2 separate regions of the Homo sapiens genome follow, and region 2 is linked to region 1. Evidence: chromatin contacts called from ENCODE Hi-C or POLR2A ChIA-PET data. All regions are on one chromosome and are shown on one strand. Each heading gives the region's core, a stretch centred on a gene start or an enhancer-like site at or near the end of the contact. The rest is flanking DNA. Distances are from core to core; before and after follow the strand shown.

Evidence for each region. Hi-C counts contacts between places; a loop is a spot of excess contacts on that map. ChIA-PET counts read pairs that join two places held with the same protein, here RNA polymerase II (POLR2A). Pooled maps may share reads with other maps.
Region 2: a loop to region 1 is called in a map of colonic mucosa, with 2.5 times the contacts of the local background. The contact joins the promoter of TTC21B-AS1 here to the enhancer-like site in region 1. A Hi-C loop is called at or near these places in 6 of 168 maps with a recorded cell type or tissue (A673, HepG2, colonic mucosa and 2 more), 1 of 37 single-sample maps with no recorded cell type and 3 of 50 pooled maps. POLR2A ChIA-PET finds 5 or more read pairs at or near these places in 3 of 52 experiments (BJ, HEK293T and HepG2).

What each region holds. Positions count from the first base shown.
Region 1 is chr2:165,894,794-165,899,177 of GRCh38, reverse strand. TTC21B (tetratricopeptide repeat domain 21B) reads left to right here. Exons shown (of 29, transcript NM_024753.5): 22 at 411-492. Among named protein-coding and RNA genes, the nearest start is that of TTC21B-AS1, 37 kb to the left of the region's middle. RefSeq lists an enhancer at 1,065-1,154. Within about 2 kb of position 1,262, at least 3 of the 41 ENCODE cell types and tissues checked have a DNase peak (open chromatin) inside an H3K27ac peak, as active enhancers do.
Region 2 is chr2:165,931,378-165,935,693 of GRCh38, reverse strand. TTC21B-AS1 (TTC21B antisense RNA 1) reads right to left here and starts at 1,837. Exons shown (of 4, transcript NR_038984.1): 1 at 1,618-1,837. TTC21B (tetratricopeptide repeat domain 21B) reads left to right here. Exons shown (of 29, transcript NM_024753.5): 7 at 2,637-2,721; 8 at 3,838-3,936.

The sequences.
Region 1 (4,384 bases), core at 13-2,512:
TCATTTTTAATTTTTCAAAATAGTTATGATTTAAATTTTGTTTCATTTTTGAATCGTCTCATTATTATTTTAGTCAGGTCCAGTGAGTATCTTTTCTACAACAGCACATAGAGTGTGCAATTCCTTTCAAATTTCTGTTTTTAAAACAATTGCTAGAAACATATTTTTTGCTAAAAATACAATTTTGCAAGCAGAGCAATCTGTTTCACATCCTTGATTATCTTCTGTTACACTGATCTGCAAGTTATTCTGCACAAGGTGGGCTTGAATCTTAAATGCCTCCTTTTTATAAAATGCTGCCCCCTCCTCATGTTTATCATCTATATTTTTCTAGTGCTAAATCTTGATTGGAAGAACATGTTGTGTAAAATACATGGCAATATTTTTAGAACCAACTTTTATCTTTATAGATGATGGCTGATCTCATGTTCAGAAAACAAGACTATGAACAAGCAGTGTTTCATTTACAGCAGCTTTTAGAACGTAAGCCAGGTAAATACCTACTTATTGTATTTTTTGAGTGCAGTCACCCCTCCCTTTCTCCTTTTTTCTTCTGTTTAGTGGTTATGCCCTCGGGCAAACTCCGTCCCTAGTTGAATCAGACTGTCTGTTTATTCCACACATGGGCTTGAGTAGCTGAAATGGCTATAAGGAAATTGCAACACTGTTGACTGGTCTCACTTTAAATTATGAGCACAAACCTGGTAATCCTACTGTATTCCAAAAATGAATTCATTGATTCGAACTACTTTTCCCACTTTCTCCTGTCTCCTCAAACCTCCATCACCCTTGCCCCATTTCTTGCCCACAGTTAAAAGCCTTGCCACCTACTTCACTAAGAGAATATTTGTACCTGGAAGAGAACTTCTCCATTCTTTGTCACCAAATTTACCCACCCCTCAGCCTTTGTCCTCCCCAGGCCTGTGATCCCGCCTGTGGCCAGCTTCTCACCTAAAAAAGGGCTTCACTCTTACAGTTCTCTCTCTTGAATTATCATTTTTTTTCTAATCAGCATGGAACTGTGCTGTGACATCTTCCTGCTGTAAATAAATCAGTCAATAAAAATCAACTCTTAACTCTCATCCCCTCCCAATTACTATGCCCTTCCTCAGTTCTTCTCGACAACAAATTTTCTGTGAAGGATTTTCAAACATGCTGTGTTCACTTTGTCTCATCCACTGCTGCACCCTAGGGAAGTCACTTCTGCAATGTGGTCGGTGACCCCCATACTGCCAGGTCAGATTCAGTTCTCAGTTCTCTGCCGACTTGACCTGTCATCATATTTGGCACAGTTTATTCCCTTCCACAATGAAAGACTTTCTTCATTTGTCTCTGAGATCCTAAACTCACTCAGTTCTTCTTTTGCCCCATTGCCTGCTGTTTGAGTTTCCTTTTTTGGAGTTCTCTTCTCTGTATGACGTTTAAATATTAGAACACTCGTAGCTTCAGTTCCTGAACTCCCTTTCTTTTTATATATTCACCCCCTAGGTGACTTTGTCCAGGTGCGTGGCTTTATATCCCATGTATGTGCAGATGTGTCCTAAACATTTATCTGCAGCCCTTACTCATGTACACCTCTGCCTCTTTGCATTCCCACTCAGATGTCTAGGAGTAACTCAAGCTTAACATGTCCAAAATAGAACACCTGAACTTTCCCTCGCCTCTAAGTTTGCTCCACCCCCACCTCTCACCTCAGTGACTGGCATCACTGCTCACTGTTGTGCCGGCCCAGACCTCACAGTTAACCTTTGTCTCATCTTTCTCTCATATATCACCTCCAGTCTATCAGCAAATCCTTGTTAGTGCTACATTCAAAGTATACCTAGAATGCCATCACTTTTTACCACCTCTGTTAGTGCCACCCTGGTCTAAGGCATTGCCATCTTCCACATAGATTATTGCAGCGTCGTCATAACTCATCTGTGTTTCCATCCCTAGCCTATGAAGAATTTAGAAATACTTTCATTGAAAATGGCAGAGATACCCCTGAAAATTCTAGGCTAAAAATCACGGTTTTTAGTTTTCTCTCTGTAAAAGAAATGAAAAGTACACTGTGTAGGGACTGGTGTGGCGGTTCCACAGTATCATCAGGAAACCAGAGCCTTCTCTCTTTTTGTTCTACGTTGTTACCCTGACTTGCCTGAGCATCACCTCATGGTTCAAGATGACCACCGCAGTGCTGGGCATTGATGTTCCAGGGCCCAGGTGGGGAAGGTGGGTGCAGAGCTGGGCAAAAGGGCTTCCCAACCAGCAAATCATCGTTTTATTAAAAACAAAACAAACAAACAAACAAAAAAACCCTTAGTAGTATCACCTCCGTGGCTGCAAAAGAAGGTGGGAAATGTTATCTTTTAGCTGAATCTAATACCCTGTAGAATAAAATCAGAATTCTGATAGTAAAGAAGAAAGGGACAACAGAAACTAGGTAGGCAAAAGCCCAAGCCAATTACAGCCTTGAGCCTTTTTGTTTGCTGTTTCTACTTCCCGGAATATGCTGCTCCCACAGGTCTATCTGGCTGCTGCCTCATTTTCTTTTGTGCCTTTGCTCTGGTGCTGCTTCTTCCTTAGAATGCCCCTCCCTCACTGGCCTACATCAAGTAGCACCACTTCTTGCTCTCTGTCCCTTTATCCTGTTTTCTGTTCAGTTGAGTTTTTGGGGTTTGGCTTTAGGATTTTTGGGTTTTGTGTAGCCCTTGTGAAACAAAAGCAAAAAACTACAAATCATAGAATGGAAGCATCAAGTGACCAGAAACGTTGTCCTTCACTGCTGTGTTTCCAGAATTTAGAAGAATATCTGGCCTAGTTAGTACTCAACAAATACTAGATGGAAAGAAGAGTGAGGGAGAAAAGGAAGAAAGGGAAGCAGGGATGGAGGGAGGAGAGGAAAGAGAAAAAGAAAGAGGTGGGAACTGTTTGACTAATACATGACTGTATGTTACTACCTGTGTTACTAAAAAGAGTTTGAAATGGCAGAGGAAGTCCTAGAGCTGTGTTTCAGTTCTTCTAAACCCCACCACCTTCATCTCAGGCTGATGCCCTAGGCATCTGTGCTCAGAGCCTCAGAGACACAGAGGTGGCAATCCTTCAAGCAGGGCAACTCAAAGAACTAGATATGCTCTGCAGGCTACCTCTAGTAACGCTTTTAATAAAAAGATGTTTGAATTTAGAGAACATCAGTTTGTATTTAAAAATAAAATATCCCCAGCGAGCACAAAAATTGAAAGGAGAAAATATGGTCTGTTTTTTACAGTAATATCAACACTTTCTCTTTATTATTTTTACTCTTTGAGTTTTTTAATTAAATAAATTAAATTTATTTAATATGGGGACTACCACAGGCAATTTCATTTGTTTTTTGCCCTGTCTATTCCAGAGTATACTCAGATGTTATTTAAAAGAATGCTGTGAACTACTTGACCATCTCACCTCTTCCACTCACTCTGGGTCCAAAATATGGGCTCATCTTGCCACCCACATTGCCCAAACCTACTTTTATTTTCTTCAGGCCTGTATCGTTTTTTTCCCTGCCATTTCTACCTTGTGTTCCACACTGTTTTCTCTTATTCCTCTTCTCTAAACTACCATTTAAAAGTAATATACATAATATATTCATTCTATCTCAAGCTGTTCCCATTTCACAGTCTTTCCCTTTGAGACAATGATCTAACTTTATTTCTTTAAAAAACAGACTTCTTCCACTGTGAATATTTTAAGTCATTAAAAGTATTATAGTTTTCTAAGATTTGAAGAATCTCACACATTATAGTTTTCTAAGATTTGAAGAAGTCTTCATGTGTCTTGTGGGTTTTGTTTCACGTAAGTTTCTGTTGCTTGGCAGCAGCCTTTTTCCCAAAAAAATTGGCTTAGTAGACTGGCTGCTTTGGACTGTTTGTAAACAAATATAAAAGCAATTTTTTATAAATGCAATATAAGGATCTTGTACTCCAGCAACACCAAATGACATACAACCATGCTTCCAAGTCTTTGCTTGGGTTTTTTCCTTTTGCCTAAAATGAACTTTAGCTTCCTTATCCCTTTTCTCTTTCCAAACACATAATCTAAAATATATCCCTCTTGGGGGAAAATAAAAAAGTAAATCTGCATCCCACTACCACCACCTACATTAAAAAATGTCTTATGTGGTGCTGGGTAGCATGACCAACCATCCTAGATTTGCCTCGGAGCAAAGGGTTTTCCTGGATGCAGGACTTCCCATGCTAACAGAAAGTCACAGGCAAACTGGGATGAGTTGGTAACCCTAATCCTCGGTTACTTTGTCCATACGTCTTTATTACTTATAGTATTTTACTAAAAATATTTATGTGCATATTTGTGTTCTTTATTACACTGTAGACTCCTCGAGTTCAGGGATCACACCATATTC
Region 2 (4,316 bases), core at 588-3,087, 36 kb before region 1:
TTAATTTCAAATACCACTTGTTCATTGCTAGTGCATAGGAAAGCAATTGATATTATATATTAACCTCATATCCTACAATCTTGCTATAATCGCTTGTTGATTCCAGGAGTTTTTTTTAATTGATTCTTTTAGATTTTCTACATAGATGTTCATGTCATCTGTAAACATCTATGTATTTCTTCCTTTCCCTAATCATTTTAAAACTGAGTAGCATTCTATGAATTGAAAATGCAAATAATTTATTTAATCTCTCCGCATTGGTATGCACCTAAGCAGTTTCCTATTTTTCACTGTTCAGTATAGTGCACTGTACACACATGCATACACACATACCTCTTTGAACACATGTAGGACTATATCTGCAGAGAAGTTTCCCAAAGGAGAGATTGTTGAATCCAAGATACTGTATTTGTTAGGGTAGGCTAAGCTGCTACAAAAACAGATCTAAACATATAATGATTCAGTGTAATAGAAGAATGTTTCCCCATATGTAACTGTTTTGGGTAAATGTTAGAAGTGATCAGGCAGCTTTGCTCCACACTGTTTTTAACGGACCTAGACGCTTTCCATCTTGCAGTCCTGCCATCTCCTAAGACCTCATAACACTTGGCAGAAAGGGAAAGATAATGTAGAGAAGTCATTCCACTTTTCATAAAAGCCCAGGCCCAGAAATGGCATATATTACTTTATTTCACGTTGACCACCTCTGAATGCAAAGATATCTAGGAAGTGTTGGCTAGCCACATGCCCAAGCAAATAAGGAGAGAATGAATTTGAGGAGACAAATTGTAGTCTCTCCCTCAAGTATATAAATTTAAAATTTTGATAGGCACTGCCAAATTGCTCTCCTAGGAAATTGTACTAATTTACACTCCTACTAGTAGTCTATTGAATGATCCCTTACCTTATCCTCACCAATTCTGGCCATTTTCAGTGCGTGTATTTTTTTTTTCAAGCAATCTGAAAGAGAGGTATCTCATTTTTATTTTCATTTCTTTTATTGTGTTGAGATTGAGCAATTTTTCATATGCTAAAAGCTCTTGTTTTTCTTTGGTATATAACTGGTTCTAAATATGCTTTTTTTTTTTTTAAGTGAGCCTATTCTCTCCTCAGTTTTCAATGGACTCTGATAATTTTTATCACAAGTTCTCCATCATGTTTCGTTTCTTTTCTTTTTTTTTTTTTTTTTTTTTGAGACAGAGTCTCGCTTGTTGCCCAGACTGGAGTGCAATGGCGCGATCTTGGCTCCCTGCAACCTCCGCCTCCCGGGTTCAAGTGATTCTCATGCCTCAGCCTCCTGAGTAGCTTGGATTACTGGCACCCACCACCACGCCCTGCTAATTTTTTGTATTTTTAGTAGAGACGGAGTTCTCCGTGTTTCTCTTATAACAGTTTTGTTGGCTCTTTTTTTCGCTCTTGACTGTCATAATCAATTTACAAAATAATAAAAAAGAAGCCATAGAAGATTTTGGTTTGAATTGCATTAAATTTGTAGTCATATGTGGGGAAAAAAAATTTTCTTTCCCAAAAATGACCATTATTATATCAGGCAGCTATTGGTGTATAGCAAACAACCACAAATGTCAGGACATATAATAATAAGTATTCTTTACTCACATTTTTGTGGGTCATCGAGGGTCTGCTGATCTCAGGCAAGGCTTGGCTGGGGCCCTGCTTCAGTTCAGATGCAGCTGGGTGAATGTGGCACATCATTGCAGTTTGGACTCTTGTCACCTCCAATAGTGTTTCCCCCAGACTCACAACAAGTAGCAGCCACTACCCAGAGGAAATTCTTCTTGTACTGATAGCAAGTGCCAGAGAACAAGCAGAAGTATGCAGTGCCTCTAAAATTTAGGTTGATACACTGCTATTCCTGCCCACATTCCATTGGCCAATATAAGAAAAATGTCCAAGTCCCTAGTCAAGAAGCAGTAGGGTACACTCCAACTTTTGTAGTTAGTTACATGGCAGAAGACACGTACTCAGGGAGGGTTGAAAAACTGGAACCAGTAATTGTGATATGTACCACATCATCCATGATAAGAGAAGTCTGGGGCGTTACCTTTTTGGTTCAGTTCTTTTTAAAAATGTCCCTGAGTACAGTTTCATAGGAATTTTATAGCTTTTGCACATTTCTTAAGTTTATGCCTGTTATGTTTTTCTTTTTGGTTTTTGTTCCATTTATTAATAAGATTTTTTAATGTAATATTTTCTCATTTGTTTTTATCACGTAGGAATCTGTTGTTGTGAATAACATTAGTAGGTATTGTAATGTTTGACCCTGGTTTGCATTCCCGGAATTCCTGTAATAAGTCAGCCTGGTTAAGGTGAATTATTCTTTTACTATACTGTTGTATATAGTTAGCTAATATTTTATTTAGGATTGCCACAAGATTTAATGAGACTAGTATAATCTATTCATATCTTTTAAAAACATATTAAAAATTAAACTCCAGAGACTTTTACTTGTTTAAATAATAAAGTTGATAATTTTCACAAAGCAGATGACATTTTACTAGTGAAAATTACTTATTTGAACAGTGGAATAGTGAGGCAAGCAAACCAACTTTTCATGCCCTCGAATAAAAGAAAATATATAAATTTATTTTGACATTAACTAAATTGTTTTCCTGCAGGTTGCTGCTCCAAGATAGCCAAAATGTGGAAGCACTGAGAATGCAGGCACTCTACTATGTGTGTAGAGAGGGGGATATAGAGAAGGTAAGTGGCATTGTATTATTTAAGTTTCCTATATTAAAAAATATATTTCATTACACATACACACCCATGTGTGCATGTGCATATACATTAAAGCCTTGAAGTTCTCTTTTAAAATATACATCATGGTAGTTTTTAGTTGATTACTAGAGTATACCTTAACAAAGAGGTCAGCTTCTGAAATCTATTGGTAAAGCAAAAATACTATACAGTTAATATTACCCTTGAAAATCCCTTAAATCATTAATTATAGTATATATGGCTTTCTGTATGAAACTCCTGTGTAGTAATATATATGATTAATGTAACTAGATACGTAATGTAACTAGTGATACTAGATATGAGAAAGTATGTATGCAAAATGTAATTTATAGTATATTTACAATTTAACTGAATTTGCAAAAATTAAATGGGCTTGGGATAAAATCCCATTATACCTCATAATAAAGCACATCTGTTTCTGTAGTAGTGAACACATTGACTGTAGATTGGATCATGGAGTGCCAAACTCTAATCTGAAGGAAGTAATATTAGTATAACATGTAGTAGATTTGCATTTTGTTTAGTGTGGTTAAATTGGTTAATGTGACAGTGCCTGATAGATACTTCAGTAAATGCTAGGAGTATCTTAGTAGGGGTAAATCTTCAGTAAATTTTCCAGGCATTGAAATTACTTATACTAAGTACTGTAATGATTTTTCTAGTCTAGAATATATTTTGAATATAAACCAGTCTGTATAGGCAATTGAAGGGCTGACCTCATATACTTGTAAATACATTATCATTCGTATCTCATTTGTGTCATGAATTAACTATTGAAGGCGGAGCTGGGCATGTACAGTTAATGGAATATTATGGGTGTCTTCGCCTATCCAAAGGTTTCCATTCAATAACAAGTATTAAAGAAACACATTCTAAAACACATTTATAATTATTGAGTTTGTTAGAATCTTAAATATGTTTTATAACATATAATCATCCATTGAAGGAGGAGGAATTTATAAAAGCAAAGGTCTTTTAAAATACTAGTAGGGTAATGCTTTGTTAGTGTGTATGTGCATGTATTATGTTGTTTTTACTTAGTATATTTTAAGTTAATACCAGTTCCTTTTGTTTTAGGCTTCCACCAAGCTGGAAAACTTGGGAAATACATTGGATGCCATGGAACCACAGAATGCTCAACTTTTCTATAACATTACACTCGCCTTCAGCAGAACTGTGAGAGTGCCTACCATGTACCAGAGCTCTGTTATCTATAGTAGAGGACATAAAATAAGTGGAAAAGGTGGAAGCAGGGAAGAGCATATGGCCTAGAGTGCAAATATGTATTTAAATATATGATATACTCCTAGGAAAGGCAGTTTAGAGGAGGTGTGGTTTCCAACTGTAAGAACCTGATGGAGGCTTCATGGAGGAAATGCCACTTACTGATCTTTTAAGCATAGCGAAGTGCCTTCCAGACAAAGGAAATAGAAGGTGGTTTATTTTCATCAGAGCATAAGATTTATGACCAGGATTGCTCTTAGCTTTTGTTTTTTAAAACTATTTTTAAAAAGTTTTAAAGTGTATAAAAGACCATTTTGGTGGAGGGAATGGTT